Regions from separate parts of the Mus musculus genome. Here regions 1, 2, 4, 5, 6 and 7 are each linked to region 3. The links are chromatin loops, found by intact Hi-C in ENCODE. Cell type or tissue: left cerebral cortex. All regions are shown on one strand.

Region 1 (4,000 bases), 140 kb after region 3:
AAAGTAGTCACATTCTTCACCAAAATACCACAAAAACAGTCTTTATGCCACATTCTGAAATTCTTCTCCTTTGAAATCTCTTGGGCCAGGTCAACACAGTTCAAATTACTCCCAGTAACAAAGTCTTCCATATTTCTACTAGGATGACCCATTAAGCCCCATTTAAAGCATTCCACTGCTTTCCAAATCCAAAGTCCCAAAATCTACATTCTTTCAAATAAAAGCATGGTCAGGCCTATCACAGCAATACCCCAGTCCCTGGTACCAACTTTTGTCTTAGTTAGGGTTTTACTGCTGTGAACAGACACCATGACCAAGGCAAGTCTTATAAAAACAACATTTAATTGGGACTGGCTTACAGGTTCAGAGGTTCAGTCCATTATCATCAAGGTGGGAGCATGGCAGCATCCAGGCAGGCATGGTGCAGGAGGAGCTGAGAGTTCTACATCTTCATCCAAAGGCTGCTAGTGGAAGACTGACTTCCAGGCAACTAGGGTGAGGATCTTATGCCCATACCCACAGTGACACACCTACTCCAACCAGGTCACACCTACTCCAACAAGGTCACACCTCCAAATGGTGCCACTCCCTGGTCCAAGAATATACAAACTATGACAAAGACTTATTTTTAATTCTGTATCTCTGTATGGGTATATGGCTATGGATGCACAGGTACATACCCCAGGGGCTGCCCATCTGGGATTTTGACAGTGTTTCTCATTGACCTAGAGTTCATCAAGTAGTCTGGCCTTTGGGCTGTGTGGTCTCTGTCTGCCTCCATCTACCCAGCACTGACACTTCACATGTATGGTACCACACTTGGCCTTTTCATGTCTTTTCTGGGAATTGAACTCAGATCCTCATGCTTGCAAGATGAGCATTTTACTGACTGAGCCATCTCCCGAGCCTTTAACCACAATTTTATGAAGTAAAATAAATGTGGTTTTGTGATGGTTTGAATAGGAATGGCCCCATAGACTCATGTGTTTGAATGCTTTGCCCATAGGGAGTGGCACGATTAGAAGGTGTGGCCTTGTTGGAGTGGGAGTAGCCTTGTTGGAGTGGGAGCGGCCTTGCTGGAGTGGGAGTGGCCTTGTTGGAGTGGGTGGGGCCTTGCTGGAGTGGGAGTGGCCTTGTTGGAGTGGGTGTAGCCTTGTTGGAGTGGGAGCGGCCTTTGGGGAAAAAGTACATCACTGTGGGATGGGCTTTGGAGTCTCAGAAGATCAAAATTAGGCCTAGTGGCTCACAGTCACAGGAAGACCCGATGCCTGCACATCAAGATATAAAACTCTCAGTTCCTTCTCCAGCACCATGTTTGCCTGCATGCTGCCATGCTTCCCACCATGACAATAATGGACTAAACCTTTGGACTGTAAGCTAGCCCCAATTAAGTGTGTTCGTTTAGAAGAGTCTCAGTGGTCATGGTATCTCTTCACAGCAGTAGAACAGTGATTAAGACAGTGGCTTAGAGTCGGGCGTGGTGGCGCATGCCTTTCCCAGCACTTGGGAGGCAGAGGCAGGTGGATTTCTGAGTTCGAGGCCAGCCTGGTCTACAAAGTGAGTTCCAGAACAGCCAGCTACACAGAGAAACCCTGTCTCGAAAAAAAAAAAAAAAAAAAAAAGACTGGCTTATGTGTAAGTCTGACAGAATGTGTGTGCAGATGCTGTTTGGCATACAAAGGTTTCCATTATACATTGAGAATATCATTGATTCATGTTACTAACACACCCAACCTGCCCAGCTCCTGGCTCAGCCTCAACATCCCCCCTGTACCATGCCATGTCAATTCGCTGTGGCCACCCAGCATCTGGAGGAAGGACTCTAACATCTATGGCTAGCCTTGAAAATGATCAATATCCAAAGTATGGGTCTTAGTGAGTGATTTCCACAGAGTGATAAAGTAGAAAAATGGTTTAAAGGAACTATAAACCTGGAGACCATTTTAAGAGAAGGGTGGAGGAATTAAATGCTCAAACGTTGACAAGCGGGAAGAAAAGCAAGCTGACAGAGTGGTTAGGCTGGGTCCATCCCTCCTTAGACTGCCTTTCTGCCTGTGAGCTGAGCCAGGCATGGGAGTGCACACCAGTGACCACAGCTATTCTGAGGCCAGGACAAGATCAGTTTAAGGCCAGCCTGAGCAACACAGCAAGACCCTGTATTAAAAACAGTTTTTAATAAAAAATTAAAAACCAGGGGAGAGGGGCTGGAGAGATGGTTCAGCAGTTAAGAGCACTGACTGCTCTTCCAGAGGTCCTGAGTTCAAATCCCAGCACCCACATGGTGGCTCACAACCATCTGGTGCCCTCTCCTGGTGTGTCTGAAGACAGTGACAGTGTACTTACATACATACAATAAATAAATTGAAATTTAAAAAAAAGATAAATATGAGGGGAGAGATTTCATCCAATCATATTGCAAGAAGTAAGCAGGGGAAGGAGGAGCCAACGGCTGTGGGGACTAGGGGCCAGGCCAGCCTTGGTGGGCCTCTAACCAGAGAATGTGCCGGAAAATAAGACTTGAGTTAGGCAAACGAAGTAGATAGGAAGTCCAGAAGCCCCAGGGAGGTGCAGTGCCTAGAAGAGAGCAATAGCCTGACTGCATCTCGGGAGATTTACATATTCATAGCCAAGGCTAAGACTTGCTGCCCCCAAAGGCCTGAAGAAAGTCCCTTTTCCTGAAGAATGGCTCTCCTGGCAAGATCCCTAGTGCCAACTGTCACGCCTTTCTTACCTGCAACAAACCAGGGCACAGTTTTCATCCCTTGCTTCTAAGAATCCCAAGGGGGCGGGGGAGGGATGGCTCAGTGAATAAAAGCCCTTCACTAGTTGTTCTTACAGAGGACCTGGGTTCAATTCTCAGCATCCACATGAGGGTTCACAATCATCAATAACTCTAGTTTTAGGGGATCAGGCTCCCGGTTCTGACCTCAGCAGGCATGAGGAACACACATGGTAAAACACTCGTACCATACACATAAAGTAAAATAAATTCAAAAAAAAAAAAAATCCCAAGGGGATTAGGGAATCAACTCCTCCCATCACAAAGAAAAATCAAGTCAATGGTGAGGTTGAGCCCCGCCCTCAGTTCATCAGGTAAAGTGAGCCTCTGTGATTCCAGGGAAAGGCTCTGTCACACACAGACTGTATTGCCTACCAACCGCACAGTCTGTCACGAGAACTCCCTTTGCTTTGGATCTCTACCCTGTGGGCCTGTTGATTTTAGAGCCACATTCAGTTTACCTGGGGAGAGACCGACGTCCCATTGGCCTCTGTCTGGGTCACGCCTCCTGTCTCAGCTTGACTGTTCACCAGAGAAAAAGGCCCAGAACTGGAAGGGTGAGTCCAGATGGGCCTGAGCAAGCCCAAGAGCGTGGTGGAGATGCCTGGGAACCTACAGACCGACCAGAAAGGAAGTGAGGGAGAGCGGGCAAGGCTCCAGCCAGGGGCCTGTCCTCAGTAGAAACAGCTGGGCTTCATCCCTCCTTCACAGCAGGTGTTGTGCTCAGAAAGTGAAGGTGAAACTGTTCCCACAGCTGAAGCTGTGCTCGGCATGGCTCCCCTTTGTCTGTAGGAAAGCATTGTTATTCTGGGAGCGGCCTCTTTAAGCAACCTGGGTGACCTCAAGGCAAACCGTGCTTCAAGCTGAAGAACAGTCCCTGGCTGAAGCTGTCAGGGTCAGGAGACAGGGTCCTTCTGCTAAGCATCAGGCCTGAGGACAGAGGGGGCCTTGGCCGTGTACCCTGGAAGCCCCACATCTTGATTTCCTTCTTCAGTATCAGAATCCCTGATGCGGCCCAGCACAAGATAAACCTCATTTTCCAGCCTACCCAGAGCTCAGGTGTCGACAATACCTGAATTCTAGACAGTGTGTGATATCTCAGCTTAGGGCCATCTAGGCTCAGAGGCTGTCCCAGTGTGAAGGGCAGGCAGGAGGGACAAATCAAGACACCAGAGCCTGGGTCTCTCATCAGGACTCTGGAGCCTGAGTTCCTGGTTTAAA
Region 2 (4,000 bases), 150 kb after region 3:
GTGTAGGCCACATGGTCCCTGAAACCATCTCTCATTTGCTTCCACCCTGGGAATGCTCAGCATCTCCCACCCTCCTCTTCCCATAGGATGGGCCCTTGGCTGCTCAGTGCAGGCCCTGTCTCCGTGCCCCACAGAGCCAGGAACTGTATTCCTTCTGATTGCTGTTCTGTCCCCTGGGGTTCCCTGGGGTCCCCTGCAGGATCCTAAGTGGTGAACAGTGGACACGCGCTGGGGTGGAACGTGGGAAAATGGCTGCAGGTGACACGAATCCACTGGGCAGGGAGCACCCCATTTTCATTACTATTCTTTAGCTGGTGGTGACAAGCTTCCTTTGTCCTTGGGATTTAAATGGGGACGCTAAATCAAATATGGTGGCATGTGTCTGTCATCCTAGCACTCAGGAGGTAGACACAGGAGGATTGCTTCAAGTTCAAAGCCATCCTGAGCTATATAGCAAGACCTTGTGTCAACATAGAAAAGTCATAAATCTATACTCTTTTTAAATCCACCGGTGGGAACTTTAGATAAACTGGCTAAGCCAAGCTGGAAGATCGCTGCTGTGGCCTTGGATGCTGTCTGAGAACACACTTAGCCCTCTGGGTTGGGGGAAGCTAGACATCTACTAACTTTATACAGTCCAAGATGTCACAGAAGTAGACAAGGAATGGCTGCTTACGGGGCTAGAGATAGCCCAAAATAAGTTGCAATTAGGCTCTGAACATGCAACATCCCAACTTTCCCAGTCATTGATGGTCTTATCAGTTAAATAGCTGTATAATGGGTCGATCAGTGGAAAGTGATTCTTTCCAGGGAGGAACTCTTGTTCCTGGAGGAATAAAGGGTAGAGGTTGTAATCTAAACCCTTCCTGCCGACCTTCTAATAATTTAGCTCCTACAGAAGTTGACATCCAAAGGGCACTCCGTGTCTGCAGATCTCCTCTCCCTCCTATGTACAGTAAACCCTTTATGCTGCATGTTCAAAAAGGGAGAAAGAATGCTCCTAGATGGAAATTAAGAGGGACTGTCCTGGGAACTACCATTTGCAAATTAAGCATGCTGTCTGCTGGTGTGACGGAGAGGGCCGCTCTGAAGACGCCTGCTTCTCAGGAGACATTTATTTTTCATGAGCTTTTATTATTCTGCAGCTTTAGCTTCTATTGCTGTGTGTCCATCTGTCACAGGTGACTGGGCTGCTCGGAAGGAAGGAAGCTGGCAGGAGGCACCCTCCCACACAACCCCATCAAAGGACCAAGAAGGATTTGCTAAGATGTACTAAAGAAAAACCCAGAAATGTTCTGCCTCCGAGAACCAGAGCAAAGGCATTTCAGGGAACTTCCTGAGTGGACGGAATGAAAATGTAAAACCTTCAGAACTGGACAGGAAGTAAGCCAACACGTGAGAGACTGTTTTTTCACCCATGCCTCTCCAGGTATTTCAGGTCTATGTCATCCATGTGTGTGTGTGTGTGTGTGTGTGTGTGTGTGTGTGTGTGTGTGTGTGGAGAGAGAGTATCTTCAACTGTTTTCCCCCTTACTTTTGAGATAGAGTCCCACTGAATCTTGAGCTCACAATCGACTTGCTGGCCTGGAAGCCCAGGGGATCCTCCCTGTCTTCTCCTCCCCAGGACCTGGGTCACTGTGCCCAGCTTTCCTCGGTCATGCTGGAGAGAAAGGTCAGGCCCTCGTGCTATGGCAAGCACTTCAGCAGAGCCATCTTCCCAGGCCCCAGACTCCTTGTGTCACTGGGCCCCCGAGTCATCTCTCCCATTCATTCCTACATGCTTGCACTCAACAAGTCCTAGTTAAACACACATGATAGCTCTTCTACTAGAAAGGGAAGCAACACCAGGCCGGTTATGATCCAGCGCACAACAGCATCAAACAGCCTGCAAATTCTTGGTAAGGATAAGTAAAATTGCCACACCACAGACAGTTATGGGCCAGTTTTTTGTTGGACTTCAAACTCTTGTCTTTTTGTAACAACAACAAAAAGATACCTTGATGTAGAATTTGCCAGGTGATACGATAATGTGTATGGAATGTTTCTGAGACTCCACCAAACTGTCTTCCAGATGGCTGTATCCTTTCGAATTCCCACCAGCAACTTAGGAGCGCTCTGGCTCTACCCGGTTCCCAACACCAGCTGTATTATCAACATTTCTTATAGTTTTGCTCTCTCGGTAGGTGGTGCAGCGCCTCCTGGTGAGGAGCGAGCCTGGCACTATAACTGGGCAATAATGAATCTAGCCCTCTTCCTATTGGTATTTACTTGCATTTCTTGGTACTGTTCCAGCACGCCCCTTGGGGTGCCCTTAGCTGGAATTTAAACAGAGAACTCCGTTAACAATCGAATGTGGGACACCAGGAGCTTCTGCAGGTGAGTTTTATACAAAAAAAAAAAAAAAAAAAAGACTTCTGGGCATTTTGACCTTCATGTGTACACAATGTTGTCCAAGACAGGGCAGATCTGGCTAGGATTCTGGTTTCCTGTGGGCTTCATCCTGCGCATCATGGGAAGCCCATTCAGAAGAGCCTGCTGTCTTTCGGAGAGAAAAGGGCGGCTCAATAACCTAGAGGCAGAAAACAGCTTCCCTCTGTGCAGACTGTGGGTCTTTTTGCTTCTCATTTAATGGCCTCCTCCTTAACTATTGGAGAATACGACTCTGATGACTCTGAGAATATCCCAGCACAGAGGCAGGGCTGACTAAGATGCTGAGATGGGGGGACACACCCGTACTCCACTCCCCACCCCCACCCCCACAAGCCGGTTCTCTCCGTTGAGTCTGTATCTTCTGTCTTCAGAACTTATCTCCTCCCACCAGGGTCACTTTCTGCTGGTGTAAACTCTATCACATCACCAAATGACACAAGCCAGTTGTTTCCTTGCCTCACTCTGTTCTGGCCCTCGCCGCTGTCGCTGTCATTGACTGAGGTGGTAGTGCTCTGAGCTCCTCTTCCTCTGGGACTTAGACATTTGCAGAGGAGCTGCACCTTCTGCACGCCCAAGCTCAGCCTAGCTAGTCCGCTGCTTTATCTTTGTCCTATCCTACTCTCAAACAAAGGCCTATCGATTTGACCTACTGTCACTCTCCTGAAGGAAATTTCTAGAATGTAGTTCAGGTGAAGGTCAACTGAAGGCTCTGCTGTCTAATCTGGAGAAATTGGTATCAGGGAAGGTGACTTGTCCCGGTGCACCCACAGTAAGGATCCCAGAGGACAGGCCAAATGGTCACTCTCCCAGTAGAACCCTGTCTCAGTCTCCCTGCCTCCCGTCTTCACCACCATAGAAACCAATCTCTAACAATGGATAGTGTCTTAGTTAGGGTTTACTGCAGTGAACAGACACCATGACCAAGGCAGCTTTTATGAGGACAACCTTTTATTGGGGCTGGCTTACAGGTTCAGAGGTTCAGTCCATTATCATCAAGGCCAGAACAGGGCAGCATCCAGGCAGGCATGGTACAGGAGCTGAGAGGTCTACATCTTCATCTGAAGGCTGCTAGCAGAAGACTGGCTTCCAGGCAGCTAGGATGAGGGTCTTAAAGCCCACACCCACAGTGACACACCTACTCCAACAGGGCTGTACCTACTAATAGTGCTACTCCTTGGGCAGAGCATACACAAACCATCACAGATGGGCTTTTGAGAATATCAGTCCTTAGATCCACAGACTCCTCACATCCTTAAGACATCAAAAGAGGAGGCAGCAAAGAACAGCTGCACCCTCCCCAGAGAGGCCCTGAGCTCAGATGCAGGAGTGAACCAGAGGCTTAACTGAAAGCAGTTGGAAACCAAGATCTGCCAGAAACATTTCTAAAGTAAAGAAAGGGGGCTGGCAGGAGACCCGCGATCAGAAAAAACACAGCACCATTTCATGTCAGCACCCCACTGAGCAGAGGGTGTTAACAAAACCAGGTTGAGTGTTACCTGACTCCAAAAAATGTTCATATTTGCCAGGCTTGTCACCCGTGGGTAGGTAATATGCCATATTACAGGCCTTC
Region 3 (4,000 bases):
CTCACAGTCATGTTGTACACGCTAAAGGAATCGCACATTTTCTCTTATCAAGGGGATGAGCTAAATGTGGAGAGTCGTCTAGTGTTTAAACCCACTAAGGGATCCAAGATGGCACTCCACAGTTTGGCGGCATCCTCTGTCTCTCTCTCAGGATCCACCTTGCTACCTCAATGGGAGCACTACTGAAATTTCAAAATCTGCAGTTTTCTTTTTTAAGATTTATTTATTTACTATATGTAAGTACACTGTAGCTGTCTTCAGACACACCAGAAGAGGGCATCCAGTCTTGTTACAGATGGTTGTGGGATTTGGTTGCTGGGATTTGGACTCAGGACCTTCGGAAGAGCAGTCGGTGCTCTTACCTGCTGAGCCATCTCACCAGCCCCAAATCTGCAGTTTTCACAGCACTCCCTTGCCCTGCAGATCACTAAACCATGATACCCTGAGCCAGGACAACATTTTATGGCTCACTGACAACAGAACCCCAGGTCATTGATCTGCTCTTTCTATAGGGTCTCCATCGGATCACAAAGAGGTCTTGGGCTTTCTTCACACCTAAAGCTAATACCTCTTAGGCATCCAGAGAACTTTAATGAGGAGACAAGCCAACTGCTTGCCAACAGACACCCCCAGAGGTAGGGTGACATCCCTGGGAGGCTGATGCCACAGGTGCCTTTCTACATACATACCTGTGCTGATCCAGGACTTCATCTTTGTGTGACTAGGAAAAAGCATTGTCAGCAGCCAGGGTATTCCCAAGGCGAGGGAAGTCTCCTGGGGAAGCAAAGTCCGTACACACCACACTTGCTCAGAGTCACCATGGTTCTCAAAAACCTGGCTGCTGCCACCAGCCACGCTTGCTAGACTTAAACCCTAGCAAGCAGGGGCTCCCAGCACAACAACCATTCAGAAAGCAGGGCTAATGAGAGTCAGTGTCCACCCCACACAAGCCAGGCACAGGGAAACACTGTTTCCATGTTCGTTACTGAAAATAAAAAACGAATCATGAACCCCTCCCAGAGTCAAAAAGACACTTCCACCTTCCTCCCTCCCTTCCTTCCTCCCTCCGTACCTGCAGCTAGGAATAACTTGAAGATGCCAGAGAAAAAGGGAATCAGCCATGTGCCTTTGACATTCAGTGTCTGAGTAGGGGTAAAGTCGGCGGCTGCTCATGGGCAGTCCATCCTACTCAAGATTCTACCCCCTATCTCCCTAAGCCGCGATCTACCTCCATTCTTTTCTGGTCGTGTACTGTTACTCAAAATCAAGTAAGGAGGGCTACAAATCTTTGGAAAAGATAACTATATTTCGAAGCTCGTTAGCTAGTAAAACACCACAAACCCCTCAGGAGAGAATACAACAGCCTAGACAGCACCAACCAAGGCAAGGATCCCACGCTCGCTCGGTGTCCACTCGGTACCCAAGCCGAGATGACTGCCGAATCAGAACCTGTAAGCTCTAAGACTCCCGGCCTCACTACCGAACCCACCAGAGACACACACCGAGGAGGGACTTGGGGTTAGGAAATGCGGACTTGGGGTTAGGAAATGCAAGCGCAAAAGGCTAGGTAGTTCCCGCCGCCGTGAGCGGCCAAGGGCCGAGGTGGGCAGTGTAGCAAGTAGAACGGGAGGTCTGACAGAACCACGGTACGACCTCACTGCCGGGGTGCTGGATGGGGAGGATAGGGAGGGATCACGCCTCTGATCACTGGAGCACCAGGGTTCCAGCCCGACCAAGGTCCCCAAGATCTGGGCGCAAGACGAGAGGGTCGCGGGTTCCAGTTGGGCGGAATGTGGCTCGGGGAGCACCGGGTTTCGGGTGACAACGATCCCCAAGATCCCGGAGCAGGGAGTGGGGCTCCGGGGTGATCTGGGCGGAGTACGGAGCAGGGGGCAGGGAGTCCGGCGGAAGGGTTGTCCCTATGATCCCGGCACAGGGAGTGGAGCGCAGTGTCGCCAGCGAGATAACAGCCTCCAAGATCCTGGCGCAGGGCGGTACGTGGCTCCGGGTGCCCGCGCCCCGCATGCGGGAGGCAAGTCGCTGCACCCAGAGCCGCGGGTGAGCCGGACAGGGCCGGAGCTCGCGCCGCTGGCCTGAGGGCCCGGAGAAAACTTGAGGCGCGCGTCCCGGCCAGGGTCCCCACATCTGCTGCCCCGAGCCGGGGAGCACTCTCGGTGCACGGCGCCTCCCCGCTGCAGGCCCGGGTCGGCGCACAGGCCTCGCGGCACTCACCTTCCTGCCGGCGCCGCCCCCGCCCGCGGCCAGCGCGGAGCCGCCCCCCGAGTACATGTAGTAGGCGATGCCCAGGACCCAGAGCAGCGCGAAGCACAGCAGCATCCGCGAGCGCCGCCGCATCCTCGCTCTGGGCGGCCGCCGGGCAGCCTGGCGGCGCGGCGGGCGGAGCGCGCGGCGGGCGGAGCTCGGGGCGGCGGCGCGGGAAGACGCGGCGCTCGGCGGGCGGCGCTCGGCGCTCGGCGCTCGGCGCCCGGCAGGAAGCGGCGGCCCAGCGGCGGGGTCAGGGAGCAAAGGGCGACCAATCGACGCTGAGGGGCGGGCGCGGGGGCGGAGCCGAGTCTCCATGGCAGCGGCGCCCCGCCCACTGCGCGCCCCCGGGAGTGGCAGGTGGAGGCAGCGGGCGCGGACGCGCGGTTCCCCAAAGACTTGGAATGGGCCAGTCTGCAGAGATCGCCCCGGCCCGCCATCCGTCACATTCACTATTTGGGCAATAGTGGGTTCTTGGGTTTTTATTTTTTATTTGTGCTTTCTCTTTTTTAATATAAGGTCTCATCCTATAATCCAGACTGACCTCGAACTCACCATCCAGCCCATGCTGGCCTCAATCTCGCAGCACTCCTTTTGCATCAGACTTCTGAGTCCTGGGATAACAGGAATGCACTGCCCTGTGGTCTGAACAAGACTAAGACAGGGAAGGTAGATTTCAAGGCGCTTGCTTGTAAGGATGACCCTTCCTGCTCTTAAAAGCAAAATGGAATGGTGGTGGTTTTAAATAAACGTGAAAAAGAGGGGAGATAGATGGTAATTTATGTTTTTAAATCTTTTCGGTTTTTTATTGGTTGCTTTCTTGAAGGAATGAGGTGAGCATAGTAACCCACTTAATAGAGCAGGCAGCAGCGAGTTCCCTGACAGCAGCTCTGGTGACTGTAACCTTGTCCATGACCTTGTGACTCTAAGTCCCTGTGTCTGGAAAAGAATTTCCAGTACTTGAGAGCCTGCAAATATTTCTGAGATCTGCCCACACTGCAGGAGGAAGGAACTCCCTGGGCGGCAGTCTGCCCAATCCTGAACAAAGAGCACCGCAAGCCTTGGGCTACCAGGATTCTGAGCCTCACCTGAACTTCAGACTTCTCAGAAGTGAGAAGGGAAAGCCTCTTAGTTCCACCAGACACCCCATTCCTGAAGACACCCCATTCCTGAAGACATCCCATTCCACCAGGCACCCCATTCCACCAGGCACCCCATTCTGCAAACACCCTTCACAGAAGACAGGTTTCTCATACCCTAAGAAGTTCCGTTCCAAGTACTAGAATCCGAGCACTGTACTGACCAGGGAAGAGATTTGTAAAATACTGAAGAGATGACAGGCTTGAAAACACCCAAGAGTCTTGGGGACAGTCAGATAAGTGGGAACAACTGTTGCCCCTCAGAGGCCTGGGAGTGAAGGGAAAGAAGAGGAAGCAGGACAAACCCCAAAGAGCAGGAAAGAGACAAGCAAGTGGCCCCTCCCCCAGCATAGCATCAGCATCAGTATCTGTTGAAAACTGCAGAGGACAGAAGAGAAAGTCCCCACCCGGAGCCCTGCCTCCAAATGCTTCCTATCTGAGAAGTCAAAGGACAGCAAAACTGCTACTACAAAAGCAAAACAGAAAGTTAGTCATATTGCTGAGTGTGGAAGAGGAATCCTAACATTTCATCTGATTATGCTCCCCAACACACACATGCACACACACAGGCACGAGCACACACACACACACACACATTG
Region 4 (4,000 bases), 50 kb before region 3:
GAGGAGGAGGAGGCCACAAGGGTGAAGCACCCTGCATCCCAGGAAGGCAGAGGACATGAGAGACCAGGCTCAGCGAGAGACCCACAGGCAAGAGAACCAGCCAGATGGCCTGGCTCTGACCTTGCAGGCTCAGTGACACAGACGTGGCCCGTGGAAGGATCCAATGCTGCCCACATTTACACACAGACCGCTCTAGGTTTGCTGTTTGCTCTCCATAGCAGTTTCAGGAGCTACTCATGGGGGCTACAACTTTCAACTAGAAAACTTTGCCTTAGCATCTGGATGGCATGTGAGGTGAAGCCAAGAGGCCATGCCAGAATCAGGGGGCACGGGAGCAAAGGGGATGGGGTGTGTGTGATCCCTCCCAGCCTCCGTTCACAGGCGAAGCCACCATGAACTATAGACTCTGTTTTCATCCCTGTAGTCAGTGTGGTGGGCACAGGGCCAAGCCAGGAAGCTCTGCAGCACATTCTTCCAGGACCACTTTACAGTATTCCTGCCTGTTAAGGAGACTGTTGCTTTACAAAGGTACTGTACCACAAGCCATCTCCATGGCAACCTGTGCTGACATTCCTGAAGTAGGCATCATCTGGAGTCTCCCGGGACACCAGGGTGGACACACAGACCACCACCCTGTCTCAGATCTAACATGCAGGGCTGTATCAACAGGTGGCAGCCAGGACCTGTGAGGTGGCAGGAGATTCTGTGAGGACTCGACTCCACTGGCCCTCTCTCAGCAAGACATCCTAGAGATCATGCAAGTTCCAGGGGATGGAGGAACAGGGGTTAAAGGCTACGTGGACAGAAGGCCTCTGAGACAGGACGATTGCAAGTCATGGGCCCGGTCCAGCCTGCACACAGAGCCACCACCTGGTCCCTGATAGCTACAGAGCCTTTTGCCCCCCGCTTGGGCTGAGTGCACAGCTCATCACAGCATAATCAGGGCAGATTCCTAGATGGGATGGTCTACACTGCGGGCCAGACTAACCTCAACTCCCATTACCCCTCCCACCTCAGCCTACCGTGCGCTGGGATTACAGGAGCAAGCCATCACACATGACTTCAGGGCGGGTCTTCAAGGTCTGAATTGTCAGGGAAGCCCCTCAAGAGCAGGTGGTGTGTCAGGTGGGTGGTAGCAAACTCCCAAAGGTACCCTGCTGAAACACCCCCAAAAGTGCCCTGCTGGAACACTCAGGGCCTACCAATCAGCCCTGGTGTGGAGGAAGGCTGGGCAGAGTGTTCATGCTTGCACACGGCTCTGCTCCAGCTCCTCACCCTGGACAGGCAGATGTCCCCTGTGTCATCACTCACCTGGGCGAGCAGGTCTGGGGGCCAGGTGCGCATGTGTGAGTACCAGTCAGTCACACGCACCATTGGGCACTCTTTCTAGTCCTCCCAATCAAAGGCCTATAACTGATTGCTGTACCAAACACACCAAAGACTCCACTCCAGCACGTGCTATTCACAGAGCTCACCCCAGAATCACCACGGAAACAGGAAGTAACTTAGTTCAGAAGTCTCCGCACCTTGGAGGCTAGACCCAAGAAGTCCAGTGGTATGCCAAGGCAGAGCCTCCTCTGGAATACATATACTACAGGCCAGGAACCAGGTGGCAGCCCTCTCTTACCCCTATGTGAGCTAACATGCCAAACCTGGCACTTCACCACCAAAGCCAGCCCTGCCAGAAAGAGCACACGGTGCAGGCTTCACACTCCGCTTCTGCAAGTGGCAGAGGCAGGTCTGCAGTCACTGCTAGCACAGATGAAAGCACCATTCACACTCAGGGGCAGATCACAAGCCTGGGGAAGCAGATGGCGGTGTACACACATGGATGGGAGCAGCCGCCACCCTGGCAACACCTCAGGGCTCCACACCAACACCCATGGACAGCAAAGGAAAAGGAGCAACGGCTTGTTATCTCATCAGCTTCTTGTGTCCAGTTCCAAACAGCAGAGGGGATGCTGTCTTTCCAATTCCTGGCCTAGGGAAAGGACTTTATTTTTAGCCCAGCCAAGACACATGAGCTTCCATGGGTCGACAGGAGCAAAGAGGAACCCTCAGGAGAGAGAGCCAAGGGCAGCAGGGACAGACACTGGGCACCACACTGTCCTGGATTATGGCAGATGCTCAGGCCTTCCTTTCCCACTGACCTCCGTACACGGAAGGGCAGTGGGTGTGCATTCTGGAATATATTTCCTGGGCACTGGATGAGTGGCATGTAAGTGGGAGGGGCCATGTCCTCTGGGATTAACTCATGAGAGGCCTCTTTCAAATGAAGAATAATGAGACTCAGTTGACAGAGTGTTCGACTAGACGCTTGAAGCACTGGGTTCAATCCCCAGCACAGCATAAACTGGGAGAGGTGGTACACACCTGGGATCCCAGCCTCTTCTCCGTGGCAGAGGCAGGAGGATGAGAAGTTCAGAGTCATCAATGGCTACACAGTAAGTATGAGGCCAGCCTGAGCTACATGAGACCCTGTGTCAAAACAAATAACAACAAACCCACACACAGAGAGAATGGACAATTCTACAGGGAGCTGGTGCCTGCCAGAGAAATGGTCGACACTCCGTCTCTAGTGTCAGTCCTCAGCCTGTGCACCTTATATCACAAGCACACCAAAAGGTGGGTGCGAAGCTCCCAAATCTAGATGTAACGGAACACTTAAGTCCAAGCCTGACAAAGGAGTAGAGGGTTTGAGCATGCCAAGGACTGTTGACTCTCAGAAGTTAGAAACACACTACACAGGGAAACCCAGGCTGCTTTAGACACCGTACACCCAGCTGCACCCACGGCACCCAAATCTTACATCTCAGCAGATGCCTAAGCTACACTCTCAGTACACCCACCTCACCCATGGGGGAGCAGGCCACTCAAGGTTTACCCACCTGTCCCAGTAGCCAATGACAAAGCTGCCTGGAAGTCCCTAACCACTGACCCACACAGTCTGTGCCCAGGAAGCACTGGATCACCTCAAAGACTGATGTGTGAGTACCACGTTAAGACCTGTGCGGCACATGGTTACATAAACCCAGTCTGGCTGAGGGGCAGTCATAAAGAGAAGTGGCCTCTGCTGAGCTCCCAAACTCCACTGATGGAGTGTCCCACCGATGGAGTGTCCCACTGATGGGTTATCACATTGACGAAGAATACTGTCACACAGACATCTACCTTGCCAGGAGCTATAGTTGCCTCATATCTAACACCACCTTTGAGAAAAACAGACTGTCTCAGTTTGCCTCTTCAGGTGATAGGTAGATCTATCTAGGTAGATATTCTCATGGCTGTGCATAACTTAGGACCACAAAACTTGCCTCAAATCTGTTCAGGAATCGACTGCCCATCATATACGCTTTTCCCAGTTACAACGTCTCAACCACCTCCCCTCAGCAAACGCAAGAGGGTCCAACTATACTGGCATGCAAACCATCTCTTAAAACCGCCTTTTATTGTGATGTCTTAGTTCACAGTAGAAGCAGGACACAAGTGTAGGAGAGAGAACTGGTCAGGGAGAGGGGAAACACCCTTGTCTGACTGGTGTCTGCAGAATCTTCTCCTTCAGGGCCCCCTGTCCACAGCAGCGCCTGCCCCCAAGTGCAGCTCACCTCAGGCTGAACGGGGTGACAAGGACTTCCCTGTCTGACTGGCAGAGTGCCAAGTATAGTCACCAAGTCTACCCCAGGAAAACCCGGGAAGACGGGACAATATGGTGGAAGTGGATCCATGTTATATTTGCTGTGGAATTATACCACTAGCCCAGTATCCACCAACACATGCAGGGAGTGCACTCCCACAGCAGAGTACTATACATCCCTAAAAGGAGGCCAATTGACACATCCTATGGCAGGTGAGCCCTAAAGATGCTGGTTGACAAAACACACAGTGTGTCCACCAGCACTCGCTCAGTCATAGAGCTGTAAAGGACAAGCAGAGTCCATGGAGGGACCATGGTAATGACAGCATAACAGTATGGCTGTGACTAATGCCAGAAACTGCATGC
Region 5 (4,000 bases), 84 kb before region 3:
AATGCCCTGGGTCTTCTAACACCAGAGAACCGAACCCTAAAATACTTAATGACCTTTGCAGACTGCTCTGAAATTAGGCTCCTTAAGGTCTGGTTGCCAGGGTCTGACAAGCCCTGTTCACCCTGGGTTTGTTTATCTCATGTCACCATTATTAACCTAAAACAGCTTTCTCACGCCCTATAGTCCTGGCACCACATACCACAAACATCAGAGGAGCCAAGTTCAAAACCACAGCACTCATCACCTCATGGCACAAGACGCTGCCTGCCTCACTGACCGCCCTGCCTCGGAAAGCTCCGTGCCCTTTGGGAGGCTGGGGGTTCAGCACAAAAGCACAGACGGGGCCAGTAGCTGGCCTGGCACACTTCAGGCTGGGCAGCCTGGGAGGTGGTGCCAGCTCACAGAGGAAATCTGAACCTGCAGAGCCTCATGGGGTGCATTCTGCAGGCTGAGCTGTCGCAGGAGGCAGTGAAACTCTTTCATCAGGACTATCACCCACTTTCCACCACCTTCCGTTTTCCAGACGTTAGCTTTTAATGGAAAACTTTGAGAAAATAACAGCCTTACACAGTGCTGTGAGCGCTCCCTTAATCTCCCTAAGAACACCTCACCAGCAGCCATTCCTGAGAGTCAAAGCAAGACCTGTCCCTTTAAACTCATTCCTCCTGATGACAGAGCTCTCCCAGGAGTTCAGCTGCAGAGCAGCCAACAGGAACCACAATGCACTCCTTCCCTTGCTTGACCAGATGCCTGTCTGGGTCCCCCAGATGCCTGCCTGGGTTCCCCAGATGCCTGCCTCAGTCCCCAGCTGCAGATATCCTCCAACTACAGCTTCCACACGTGGGATGGCCCAGTCCTGCCTCACACGGAGCCATCCATGCCTCCGTTTGCTCCGCTCCTCTGGCATCCAAGTGGCTGAGCTCCAGGGCAACCTTCCCATGAACTGCCTGGGTGAGCGGCTTACGTTCCCCCCTGTGCTTATCTCTTCCAGGCCGAATGCCAGAGCCTCGGAGCTCTGTAGGGTGGCCATTCTCCCTACATGGAGCGGATGGCCAAGATCCTGAGCTCTGCCCAGCAGGAGGTCTGGAAACTGCCTGACCACAGATGCCTTCAATGTTCTGCCCTTGTCAAACAGATCAGCTGGCAACTGCAGGCCATGCTGGATCCTCTGTTTTCAGAGATAAGGATAGACAGGTATTTAATCCCTGGGTGCGTGGAGGTGGCCGTCACCATTCATGCTATAGACAGGACATCATCACTACCCCATCTCTTCAGGCAGCACCCATGAGCTGCTCAACCCTTGGCGCTTACCACCAAGCTTGGCAAATGCAGGTCAGTCCCTGGGAGCCAGGCAGTGGAAGAACCTCAAGCTGTCCTCTGACTTCTGCATGTGCACTGCCACTCGTGCACCCGCACGCAAATAACATCAAAAAGGTGTAATCACATTTAAAAAAAAAAAAAACTTAAAGGGGCAACAAGTTACAAAGCAGGAGGAAGCATGAAACCACCTCACACCAGTGCAGTTTTGGACCTGTGTGTACAACACTGTGCAAATGAAAATGCTCTACGTGTATGTGAGTGTATATGCAGCATCCTCAGAGGCTAGGAGAGGGCATGGGATTCCCTGGAGCTTTGTGAGCCGCCAGGTGTGGGCGCTGGGAATGAAACCTGCGTCCTCTTGAGAGACATAGGTGATATCTCTCCATCCTCCAGACTAAACTCTCTGGAAGAAGGATGGCGACTATTGGAAGGACGACGACAGGGCGCTGGGGAGCCGGCTCAGTGATCCAGGGCACCGGCTGCTCTCCCAGAGAACTGGGATAAATTCCCAGCACCCACAGGATGGCTCACAACCCAGTGGCACTGTTCTCACGGTGGCACACAGACACACGTGCAGGCATAACACTCATGCACACAAATTAAAAAAAAAAATCACAAAAATTAAGATGACTGTCATAATCTATCTAATGCCCAGATCTCAAACAGAACAAAAAGGGATTGGGACAGAGACAAGCATATGTGCTCCTCATTAAAGAACGGGCAGAGTTTTATTCTTAGTATTAAACCAGTACTTGTCTAATTACTACTCTTGCTGAAAATGGCAACTAATTGAGTTATAAGTAGAAAACAAATTCTGTCAACCAACTGGAGGGACAAAAAAAGCAAGGACTGGCTAGTAAACAAAACTGTGTCTGCGTCAAAGACGGCGACGGACCCACGGGATTCAAGATCCACAAGTCTACTGGAAGAAGGGGTAAGCCAGGAGCATGGGGTCCTGCCCACGGCTCCCCCAAGGCTGCCTTGTAAATCAGCGCAGGCTCTCACCAGGGGCCAAGCAGCAGCAGCAGCGGCTTAGAGCAGCAGCCTCTAGAACCATGAGCCAGATGAGCTTCACCTGATTCAGTCTCTGAATCAGTTCTGAACTGAGCAGACTTGGGGTAAAACAGACAACATAAACACACCAGGAGACTAAACGGCAGGGCCAGAGGGGGCGCTGCTGTCTCCACTACTGACAAGGCCCAGGCAGAAGAATAGGGAGCTTAAGGTCAGGCTGAGCTACAGAATGGGGAGTTGAGTGAAAATGGGGGCTGGGGCTGGGGCTCAGCAGAGAGCGCTGGCCTAGTGTTAGCAAACCCTGGCCCAACCCCCAGTGCAGTGTAAAAAACAAAAGGAAATAACACAAAGCAGCCTGTCTGTGCCACTCCGGCCTGGCCGAATGGTGTGGCAAAGTAAATATGTTACACGACGGGTAAGTTTACGTTCCTTCCCGTGTGCCAGATTACAGCACTGCACTGCCGTTGGTTACACAGATCTTCTTAGACGTGAGCAGAAGCCTGTGATGACATAGAAGCAGGCATCCAAACTTCAGGAGGCTCAACATTTCCAGGGCAACCAACCAGCCTGCTGCAGCAGGCCTGTTCTGCACTCTGAGACAGCTCTGGGTACTTTAAAAACATGTTAAACACACCTAGAAAACATGTGAGTAAGAAGACTGAGGCTGGGGCATCTAAGCTGAACACAGGTACTTATATGCACATGTGAGCACATACACACATGCACATACATGCACACACACACGAAGTGAGGCATGGCCCTGCAGACAGGTGTGTTCATGCTGCCCCCCACTTCCTTAGCTTAAACAGATCTAACTCTCAGTCCTCTCGTCAATACAACACAGGAACAATAATGAATGCACCTACTTTCTAAGGCTGCTGTGGAAGCCAAGTGGGAAGAAATGTGTGTGATGGCCTTAGAAACATCTGCAGCAAAATCCCTAGCTACAGAGAGTCAGTGACAGTGATGACAAGGCCACAGGTACCGGGCAAGAAAATAACATGCAGTTGTAACATCTGGCTTCTGAACGATACGGGCCGGGGGCAGAAAACCAATGGCTTACGTTTAAACTGACAGGAAGAAAAAAAAAAATCATACAATTGTGAAGCTGTCGCCTAAACACGTACAAGGTTAAAAAAGGAAAGTTAGAGCAGAACTTCAGACAAGTGGGAAACAGCAATATTTTGGTTATTTTAAAGTAGGCTTAAAAATAGCTGAGACAATAACACTACACTTCATAAGACAAGAACGCCAGAGGCTCAGGCACACTGCAGCCTGAGCTCTGGCGCTCACGGTGTGGGTATGTGGGAGGAGCCTAGGGGGCTGGCGGACCCCAATGCACTGGTGTTACAGAACTTTCCAGAATGAAGTGAGCAGACATGTATTCACCCCAGGTACGGTGTCGATGGAAGACCAGCAGAGAGCCAGAGAGTTTGGAGGTAGGCGACAGGAAGGTTCCTGGAAGTGATACAACTGAAGAGGTCTCTGCCCTCTTCAAGTCTAAGCTGCTCGTGTATCTTGGCAAGCTCCCCCCAGAGAATATTAAAAGCCTGATCTTGTGAGGGTAAACACAGTAACTGTGATTTTAAGGTGACAAGGGCCATGTGAGGATCCGAGGACAGTTCTGCATGGGACACACAAAGTAGTCTGTACAGAACTCAGTGGG
Region 6 (4,000 bases), 90 kb before region 3:
AGAGGAACGGAGCCTTGTAAGGGCGGAGCTCTGCTTGGAAGTTTCCTCTCTCTTTTGGTCCCCGGCCTTGGCTCGAGGAGCCAACAGCTACCCCATGCTTGGCAGCTGATGTCCTGTCTGTAGCCCCAGCTGATGCACCTGAGGTGCAGCCATTGTCAGGTGCCCCAAACACTTCCCATGAGACGCTGGGAGCTATCCGTTGGCCTCACCTGACCACCGTCCGCAGCAGGGCCGACCTGGCTTCATTGTGGAATGTGATCACCACGCTGGTGGCTGGCAGGTCCACTCGCCACTGCTTGCGCTGACACCTGAGGAAACAGAGTGACCGGCCCTGTGAACAAAGGATACACCCCGCAATGACGGATCATCCCTGCTCGATAAGCAGAGTGGGCTGCCAAGACCGAGAGGCTGCGGTTAGCCTGCCAGCTGTGGGAGGTTCTGGCACAGACGCACATATGGAAGCAGGAGCTACAGCCAGGTTCTGCTTACAGACAAGGGCGTTCTGCAAGCTGTATGAACTGAGAAGAGATTTCTAACATGTAAGGCACGTGTTCTAAAGCAGTGAAATAGCCTCCCACTTCCAGACAGACACTCCTCAGCCACACGCCTGCCTCAGTCCTCAGCATTTTTTCCCCCCTTGGGGGACCTACGCCAGCCAGCCATTGCTTTCTTCTTACCTTGAGCTTTGCCTACAACAGGCAAGGTGCCTATTGGGTGATTGGCTCTCACAGTATCAAAGGACCCACTGCCTGCCGTCCTTCATACTGCCTGCCAGGCCTTCTCCCAGTAACCTGGTGACAGAGGAGCAGGCTGTGTCATGGAAGCCGGACTGGCAGGTGGGCAGGCACCTTAGGCCTGTCTCACGTACAGGGCCATAACAACCTAGGCCTGCAAAGATGGCAAGCCGCACAGGGCCTCTGCGTTGACTGTGGACGCCTTACACTTGAGCCAATGAAGACCAGTTTTAAAGCCACGCCTCTTCTGATGAGGATAACAAGTATAACATGGTCAAAATACTCAGTAAAGTAAGACCCAGCTCAGCAGAACTCACGTGGACTCTTCCAGGCCACTCTGGGGATGCAGGCAGAGAGCAGTGTCCCAGAGTCTCTACACAACTCCCCTAGGAGGGTGAAGACCTTGTCAGAGCCTTGGGACACTGTCAGCTGTGTCTGAGTACAGCCAGAGTCCCAAGTGGCCAATGGTGATGCCAGTGACACCAGACTGAGAAGGAGCCCAGCAGAGCAGCCGGGTTGACAGGGCGTACTGAAGAGGAGGGAACCCACAAATCCAGTCCCTGCCTCTGGACCCCTCCTTGCCCTTATCATCTCTTCAAGTGGCAGAGCCTTCCATGGGTCCAACACACCGAAGACTCAGTTTACCCTGCAGCTCATCAGATTCCCCCAGTTATCTTGAATGGAAATCAGTGGGAAAGGAGGTGGATTCTGGAAGAACCCTGGAGCTCAGTCAGGGCTCAACACTCAACTGCTGAGCAGTGAGCTGGATGCTGGCATAGCAGCCGCCGGACACCAGTAGAGAGGTGTGGAGAGGGCAAGGCAGGTGCCCCGAGATGAGTGCTTCCCCAGGACTGTCGAGAGGAGCCCAGCCCTGCAGTCTGTGAGCAGCAGCAAGAAAAGCAGCACAATTATAAAGCAATTAGGGCTGCAATTGCAGAAGGGGCGTCGGTTAATTTTAGTCATTATAGTACATTCTTTTTAATTAATCACACACAAAAAATTGTATAGCAGTTGTTTGTGGGGAGTCAGGGAACGAATTCTACAGTTAGCATCTGATCTCACTCACTGTAGACGAGCCTTCATGGACAAGCCAATTGATAAAAATTAGCAGGAAGGTAGATGAACGAAGAATCTATCAAGTTTCAACTGTAAACAAATTACCAAATGGCTTCACTGTCAAGAGGCCAATCTGTAATGCTGTAAGGGGGAGAGGCTCCATGCTTCGAGGCTCACTGCCCTCTGTACCCGGGTCCCCACGTAGCCCAGGAGTGACTGAGCCAGCAGACCTGGGTTGGGAGACTCCAGGGACCCACAGGGCCGAGTGGGACCGTGAGAAGATGGATAGCATTTTTCACTCTCAGAGCGCTGGATTCCGGGCCCATCCAATCACGCCCCAGTCTCTCATTCTCCTCGTCTCTGCAGGAAGCTCATCTTCCAGGAGCTTTTGGAAGTCTCCTGGGGCTCTGGAAGCATTTGCTGGAACAAGCAGGCTGCTGCTACACAGCGTTTTATTAAAACTCCTCTGCATATTCCTAAGGCTCAGGCTCAGGTCTGGGCACTCAGGAGCTTCAGCGAGATCCCATTCTTAAGGAGTGCGAGCTGAAGGCTCTCACAGCCCACGGGTGGAGCGAGTGTGCGCACAGATCCAGATAAGCCCCACACTCAACCCAGATGAGGCCCCGGAGGAACCAAACCGCTTTAAAAAGAGAAGCAATTAATTTTGCATTTAAAGAGTCTTGCTTGGCCCTGTCAGCCAGTCTTAGCTGCTCTGGAGGCAGTGGGAACCAGGGTGGCAGCTGCTACAAGTCCATCAGCTGTAGGGTGCTTCCTCCCAGCCAAGCAGGATGGAGAGCGAGCAACAGCAAGAGAACGAGGCAGCTGGAGTCTCTTCTCCCAGACACACGCAGAAGCCCACTCTGGGCCCTGGTTCACTAGAGGCTCCAAAGACTTGGTACTGGCACTGTCATTCTGGAAGCTTCCTGTCCACTAAAATGGCAACTTGACAAGTCAGACACATAAAGATAACATACAGACACACACACACACACACACACCACCAAATAGACTCAGCAGGTTGTATTTATATACATGTGTGTGTATGTGTGTGTAACAATAATGAGAAAGAGGCCATGGATTTGAGAGAGGACAGGGGAGGGGCTAGGGAAAACTACATAAATACAATGTGTGTGTGTGTGTGTGTGTGTGTGTGTGTATGGAAATTAAAAAGTCAAATTAAAAGATTTTGAAAACCCTTAGTTTAGCTAAAGAGTTCCAGAAGGATCCTGCCTCTCCTGGATGTGCCTCGCACTTCACACACACAAAAGGTTTTCCTTTCTCTTGGCTTTCCTATTTCTGACATTAAATCAAAGCTCCAGCTGACTCCCAGGGACAGACGGATGCTGCAGACATACACTGGATGATCCTAAATGCCGTTGGGTCATTTGCAGGGATTAATACATGTCACTGTGGCCAGTAATACATGTTACTGGTCCTGGCGTTATCCACGGGCATCACACAGGTGAAGCTGAGGATACACAGGAAGAAACCGGCCAGAACATGTACATACCCAAGGGGAGGGTCAAGTCCTAGCAACGATACGGTCAGAAGGGTGATGAGGGTTCCTGGGTTTCTTCTCACCCCGTGTGACACTGTGGTGGTCTGACTAGGAATGTCCCCATAGACTCATAGGTTTGAATATGCTTGGCCGTGGGAGAGGGAGTGGCACTACTTGTGGCCTTGTTGGAGGATGTGTGTCCCTGTGGGGGTGGCCTTCGAGGCCCTCCTCCTAGCTGCCTGGAAGACAGTAGTCTTCTCCTGTTTGCCTTCAGAACAAGATGTAGAACTCTTGGCTTCTTCTCCAGCACCATGTCTGCCTGGACGCTGCCATGTTCCTGCCTTGGTGATAATGGACTGAACCTCTGAACCTGTAAGCCAGCTCTGATTAAATGTTGTCCTTTCTAAGAGCTGCCTTGGTCATAGTGTCTCTTCTCAACAATGGAAACCCTAATTAAGACAGACACCAGGACATTAGTGATGTAGCTCACTGGCCCGTGTAGGGACAGTGACAAGCAGGAGGGCCTTCACTCTGTGGTCCTGTCTTTACGGCAGCTCACAGGCAACAGTTACCACCCTTTCAGGCCCTTTCCAACCCCCAGTGTCGGGAGAGGGAACCTCTAACCCAGATTTGGTGCGCTGTCACTCCTAGGTATGCTTTTAACTAATCACACAGAGAAAAGGCATATATACATCCCTAAACAGCATGGTAT
Region 7 (4,000 bases), 180 kb after region 3:
ACCACTACCCACAAACAACTGATCTGGCCCCTGGAGGGAGAGAATGAAAGGACATTAGGGGACTCGGATCTCAATAAAGTAACAACAGAAGGTGCTGGACTGGGGGTGCTAATGAGGGCCAGAGGACATGGCAGTAAGGAACACATGAGAAACTGAGGGAGGAAGGGTGAGCCAAAAGATAACTGGGAGCATGTGAAGTGGAGGGACCTCAAATACAAGGTCTCCATTAGTGCTTGATGGCAATCTTGGGATTCAGGTCCAGGGTGTCATCAGGGTCCCAGGATAGACCCCGAGGTAAACAGCATGCCCATAGGAAACAAAAAAGGAGGCTGGGGATGGGTGAAATCACTGGCAGGGAGCTGAGGCCTGACGTTAGAAGTTAGAAGAGTGGAGATGGCAGATCCTAGAATGATGGGAATTAACGTTTAAACTACACAGTGCCTACCACATATCTGTACGGGAAGGGAAGGTGAAATATAAAACAGAGGATTAGCATTCAGAAGATGCTCAAGAGAATGGAGGATTACGAAGTGATAAAGCTGCCTCTGGACAGGGGCTTTTTAAAACAAAAGTGGGAGCGGCGAGCTGGGCACTCCTGGTGCAAGCCTGGCATCTCAGCAGCTGAGGAAGGAGGATCAGGAGTTCAAGGTCAGCACTGGCTCCGCAGCAAATCAAAGTCAGCTCTAGCTGCATGAGATTCTGCCTCAAATAAAGAGAGTGAGCTCAGAGGGTACAAGCACACCAGAAATAAATCAGAGTAATCCCTGAGGCCTGCCTCGAAAGCGCCCCTGAGAACGTGAACGGGAAAGGACAGGGTCTGTGAGGAACTGAGGAGAGAAAGCTGCAGAGGACAGGCCCTAGAGATCATTTACTGTGGCGCACGAGGAGTAGCTGAGAGCAGCAAATGACTATGTCCCCTTTGGTGTCCCCCTCTCCATTCTTGACGGCCCCAGCAGTGCCTTCAAAGAAAGAGCAGGGATCCCCATGTGGAGCCTTTCAGCCCCAGATCCCCTCACACCTAACGCCCACCACATGTCCACAACAGGACAAGTGATTTCCACCAGTTCTTGTATGTCAACGACCTGCACTCTGTGGGTCAGCTCCTGCCACACAGGCAGGTTTCCCCTCCCAGCCTTGCTTTTGTCACTCATTATCAATGGCTGTGCTAGAAAGTAAACATTGCCCCAGAACTGAATCCTCACACCTCGCTTTTGCAGGGATAGTGTGTGCTTGTTGAATGGCTTGGGGTTTGAGCTAAAGCATGTCTACAGAGTTACTACCCCAGCATCAGTCCCTCTGCCTCGGTCTCTGTGTTGTGACTCTCTGGCAGACCACCCTAGTTTGAGTCTCTCCACAGGTGTCACTGGTAGATGCTCTTCTGCCCTCTGAATCAGCAAAGCACATCAAAGCACATGCAGGGAAAGGTTTAGGGTCAGCCAAGTGGCTGAGGCACGAATAACCACTTCTAGAATGGAAGCCTGTCTGGGCTGCCCTTCCGGCACAGCACAGTTGAGGAGGCTCAAGACCTCAATCCCCTCAATCTAAGGGCAAGTTCTCTGGCCACAGAGGTCCTTGAGCAGCACCACAGCACCACCATCAGGACACCTGAGGAACTGCTGTGCCTACAACTGATTAACCAGGAGCAGATCATCGCTTGGCTTGTCCTGTGTCATCTGATGAACCTGCAACAGAATACAAATCAGACACTGCTCTATCAGGTTGTGGGGCAGAGCAGGCCAGAGATTATAGCCTCAGTTCCATCGTCAATAACAGGAGGCCTTGAAAGACTGATAATGCTCCCTGCACATCTCCGCATCCCCTGAAGCAACTTAAGTAAAATGAAATCTGTCAGTACATAGCAAGAAGCAAAAGGGTACTTTCCCACTAAAAGCCAGTTCTAGCTGCCCAGTTCTGAAGGCCTAAGCAAGGGAAAAAGAGACAAGCTAGTCACGCAAAGCTGTTTCCTTCTGAATTAGCCAGAGCAAGGAATAAAATCAGGTTTAAGGTATAAAACACACTTTTCCTATCTAAAATATCTAGTTCACATCTGTTCCACCTAGAGTAACTCGAAAAGGTAGTTTTGAAAACTAAATGTGTGATATGGTGAGGTCCGGTATATTGTGGGGCTCCCTGTTAAGCCAGTACTAGGGATACTGTACAGGAGCATCGTGTAAATTCAAGGCCAGTGTACACTTCACAAGGGAGAGCAAGACAATCCTGGACTACATCAGACGTTAACAAAAACAAAATTTTTTATGGGAGAGAAATTTCTTATGGGTTATCCTTAAAATCATTTTCAAAAGTCTACATTCTGACTGAATGAAACGAGGGTATGAGAAGACTTTACGAAATGAATTCTACAGTCAGTGAGAAAGAATAGTCTAAATAAGAAACAAACTATTATGTAAACAAATTTTACAGAATAAACTTAAATAGGTGATGTAAAAAATACACTTTGAGCAATTAAACAAATTAAAAAGAAAATGATATGGCTCCCTTATCAAAGAATCAATAAAAATTAATGTTGTGGGACTGTAGAGATAGCTCAGCAGTTAAAAGTACTAGCTATTCATCCATAAGATCTGGGTTCTGCTCATAGCCCTTACACGGCTGCTTATAGCCATCTGTCACTCCAGTTCTAGAGGCTCCAGTGTCCTCTTCTGGCCTCCTTGGGGACCAGTCATATACAAGGTATACACACATATATACAGGCAAAACACTTCATAAAGTAGAAAAAAGTAAATCTTTTTCAAATATCCTATAACACTATTAAAAACAGAAACAAAAAACTCTTAAATATTGTTGTGAATGTAGCTCCACTGCCTGTCATGTAGAGCCCGTGTTCAAACTCAGGACCATATGAATCAAGTGTGGTGGTGCATGACTGTTAGTATCTCTGAACTCAGGAAGTAGAAGAAAGTCTCAGGTCGTCCTCAACAACACTGCAAGTTCAAGGCCAGCCTGAGCTACAAGAGATTTTGTCTCAAAATAATGATGGTGATGGTGGAGCCTGATTTGAGACCAATAAACTAATCTAACCTTTCTCAGAGTATTTGACCAAGAGGGGAGCACTGTTAAGTATTAGAGCACCACTGACTTTATTGTAAGCACCTCTTCAGTGTTTACGTTTCCTTTAAACAAGCTAAGATGCTGGAACCAGAGTGCTTTGATTCCCTGACAGCTATTAGACCCTTTCCTAGTACCCAGCTGGCTTGAGAACCAAGCAGCCAACCTAATCCTGTTTATGGCAGTCACCTACCTCATCGACTACTCCTTGAGGTAGCTCCACTGCAATCACACCTGCTTGTTGCACACGACTCTGGCTCCAGAAGGAACTATGTTTGTTACATCAAACGCTGCAATGAACTTTTCCAGTGAGGTTGGGTGAGGTTTAGCAGTTAGGTCAGTTGGTGAGCACCTCTCCTAGTAGCCAGAGAAGGCCTGTGACTGGTACAAATATACCTGCCACAACTTTTTCTGGCTAAACAAACAGGGCAGGCTATTCAGGTGACTTTGAGTCATCCCCAAACACCCTTCTGTGTTGCACCCTAGTGTTACAACAATGAACATGAGGTCCAACGGAGGGCCCCTTGTAAGCAGGCTCTGGTGGTGTTCTCTGAGACAAGATCTCATGTAGTCCACGCTGGCCTCAAACCCACTGAGAACGAATGACCTTGAACTCCTGATCCTTCTGCTTCTACTTCCCAAGTACTGGGACTGCGGGCATGTACCAACATACCTAGCTCAAGCAATCTCTTTTTGCTGGCTTTTGGTATTGTTAGTAAAAGAACAGGCTGAGCTGGTAACGTAGGAGATGCAAGCAGAGGCAGGGCAGCAGTGATGGCAAAGACGGTCACAATAACAGAAGCAACAGCAACAATGAAGGGTAGCTAAAGCCTCCTAGAAAGTAAAGAGTGCAGAGATGACAAAGTCAGCACAGAGCTGAAAAGGAAGAACTGCAGGCCCTACACACCGACTGTTTCAAAAAGCTTCCAAGGCT

The links. Hi-C counts contacts between places; a loop is a spot of excess contacts. Peaks named below come from ENCODE experiments on the same cell type or tissue, not always from the same donor. Only the 100,000 strongest peaks of a DNase experiment are listed, where the experiment ranks them.
Region 1: it touches region 3 in a loop (1.9-fold over the local background); 4 of 42 quality-filtered maps call a loop at or near these places.
Region 2: a loop joins it to region 3, with 2.1 times the contacts of the local background. A loop is called at or near these places in 5 of 42 quality-filtered maps.
Region 4: a loop joins it to region 3, with 2.2 times the contacts of the local background. A loop is called at or near these places in 15 of 42 quality-filtered maps.
Region 5: it touches region 3 in a loop (2.4-fold over the local background); 5 of 42 quality-filtered maps call a loop at or near these places.
Region 6: a loop joins it to region 3, with 2.5 times the contacts of the local background. A loop is called at or near these places in 6 of 42 quality-filtered maps.
Region 7: a loop joins it to region 3, with 2.9 times the contacts of the local background. A loop is called at or near these places in 15 of 42 quality-filtered maps.

The regions. Positions count from the first base shown.
Region 1 is chr8:124,087,755-124,091,754 of GRCm38, reverse strand. It overlaps Gm30005 (a long non-coding RNA gene), which reads left to right and starts at 3,152. Exons shown (of 6, transcript XR_879340.1): 1 at 3,152-3,336. In left cerebral cortex, a CTCF peak has its summit at 2,313 (motif pointing left); no DNase peak of the experiment used is centred here.
Region 2 is chr8:124,076,391-124,080,390 of GRCm38, reverse strand. It overlaps Gm30005 (a long non-coding RNA gene), which reads left to right. Exons shown (of 6, transcript XR_879340.1): 4 at 1,182-2,179; 5 at 2,293-2,376. Among named protein-coding and RNA genes, the nearest start is that of Gm30005, 10 kb to the left of the region's middle. In left cerebral cortex, a CTCF peak has its summit at 2,207; DNase peaks (open chromatin) are centred at 1,208 and 2,191.
Region 3 is chr8:124,229,882-124,233,881 of GRCm38, reverse strand. It overlaps Galnt2 (polypeptide N-acetylgalactosaminyltransferase 2), which reads right to left and starts at 2,488. Exons shown (of 16, transcript NM_139272.2): 1 at 2,233-2,488. The coding sequence starts at 2,355. In left cerebral cortex, CTCF peaks have their summits at 163 and 2,178; DNase peaks (open chromatin) are centred at 1,378, 1,674, 2,264 and 2,568; H3K4me3 peaks cover 2,395 bases; H3K27ac peaks cover 1,458 bases.
Region 4 is chr8:124,279,920-124,283,919 of GRCm38, reverse strand. The region is part of intron 1 of Galnt2 (polypeptide N-acetylgalactosaminyltransferase 2); the gene reads right to left. Among named protein-coding and RNA genes, the nearest start is that of Galnt2, 51 kb to the right of the region's middle. In left cerebral cortex, no CTCF peak of the experiment used is centred here; a DNase peak (open chromatin) is centred at 1,781.
Region 5 is chr8:124,313,601-124,317,600 of GRCm38, reverse strand. All of the region lies in intron 3 of Galnt2 (polypeptide N-acetylgalactosaminyltransferase 2), which reads right to left. Among named protein-coding and RNA genes, the nearest start is that of Galnt2, 84 kb to the right of the region's middle. In left cerebral cortex, a CTCF peak has its summit at 2,484; a DNase peak (open chromatin) is centred at 2,493.
Region 6 is chr8:124,319,980-124,323,979 of GRCm38, reverse strand. It overlaps Galnt2 (polypeptide N-acetylgalactosaminyltransferase 2), which reads right to left. Exons shown (of 16, transcript NM_139272.2): 4 at 210-308. Among named protein-coding and RNA genes, the nearest start is that of Galnt2, 91 kb to the right of the region's middle. In left cerebral cortex, no CTCF peak of the experiment used is centred here; DNase peaks (open chromatin) are centred at 456 and 2,442; H3K27ac peaks cover 1,279 bases.
Region 7 is chr8:124,049,870-124,053,869 of GRCm38, reverse strand. It overlaps Gm29897 (a long non-coding RNA gene), which reads right to left. Exons shown (of 4, transcript XR_388188.3): 1 at 3,260-4,000. Among named protein-coding and RNA genes, the nearest start is that of Gm29897, 2.4 kb to the right of the region's middle. In left cerebral cortex, a CTCF peak has its summit at 1,604; a DNase peak (open chromatin) is centred at 1,597.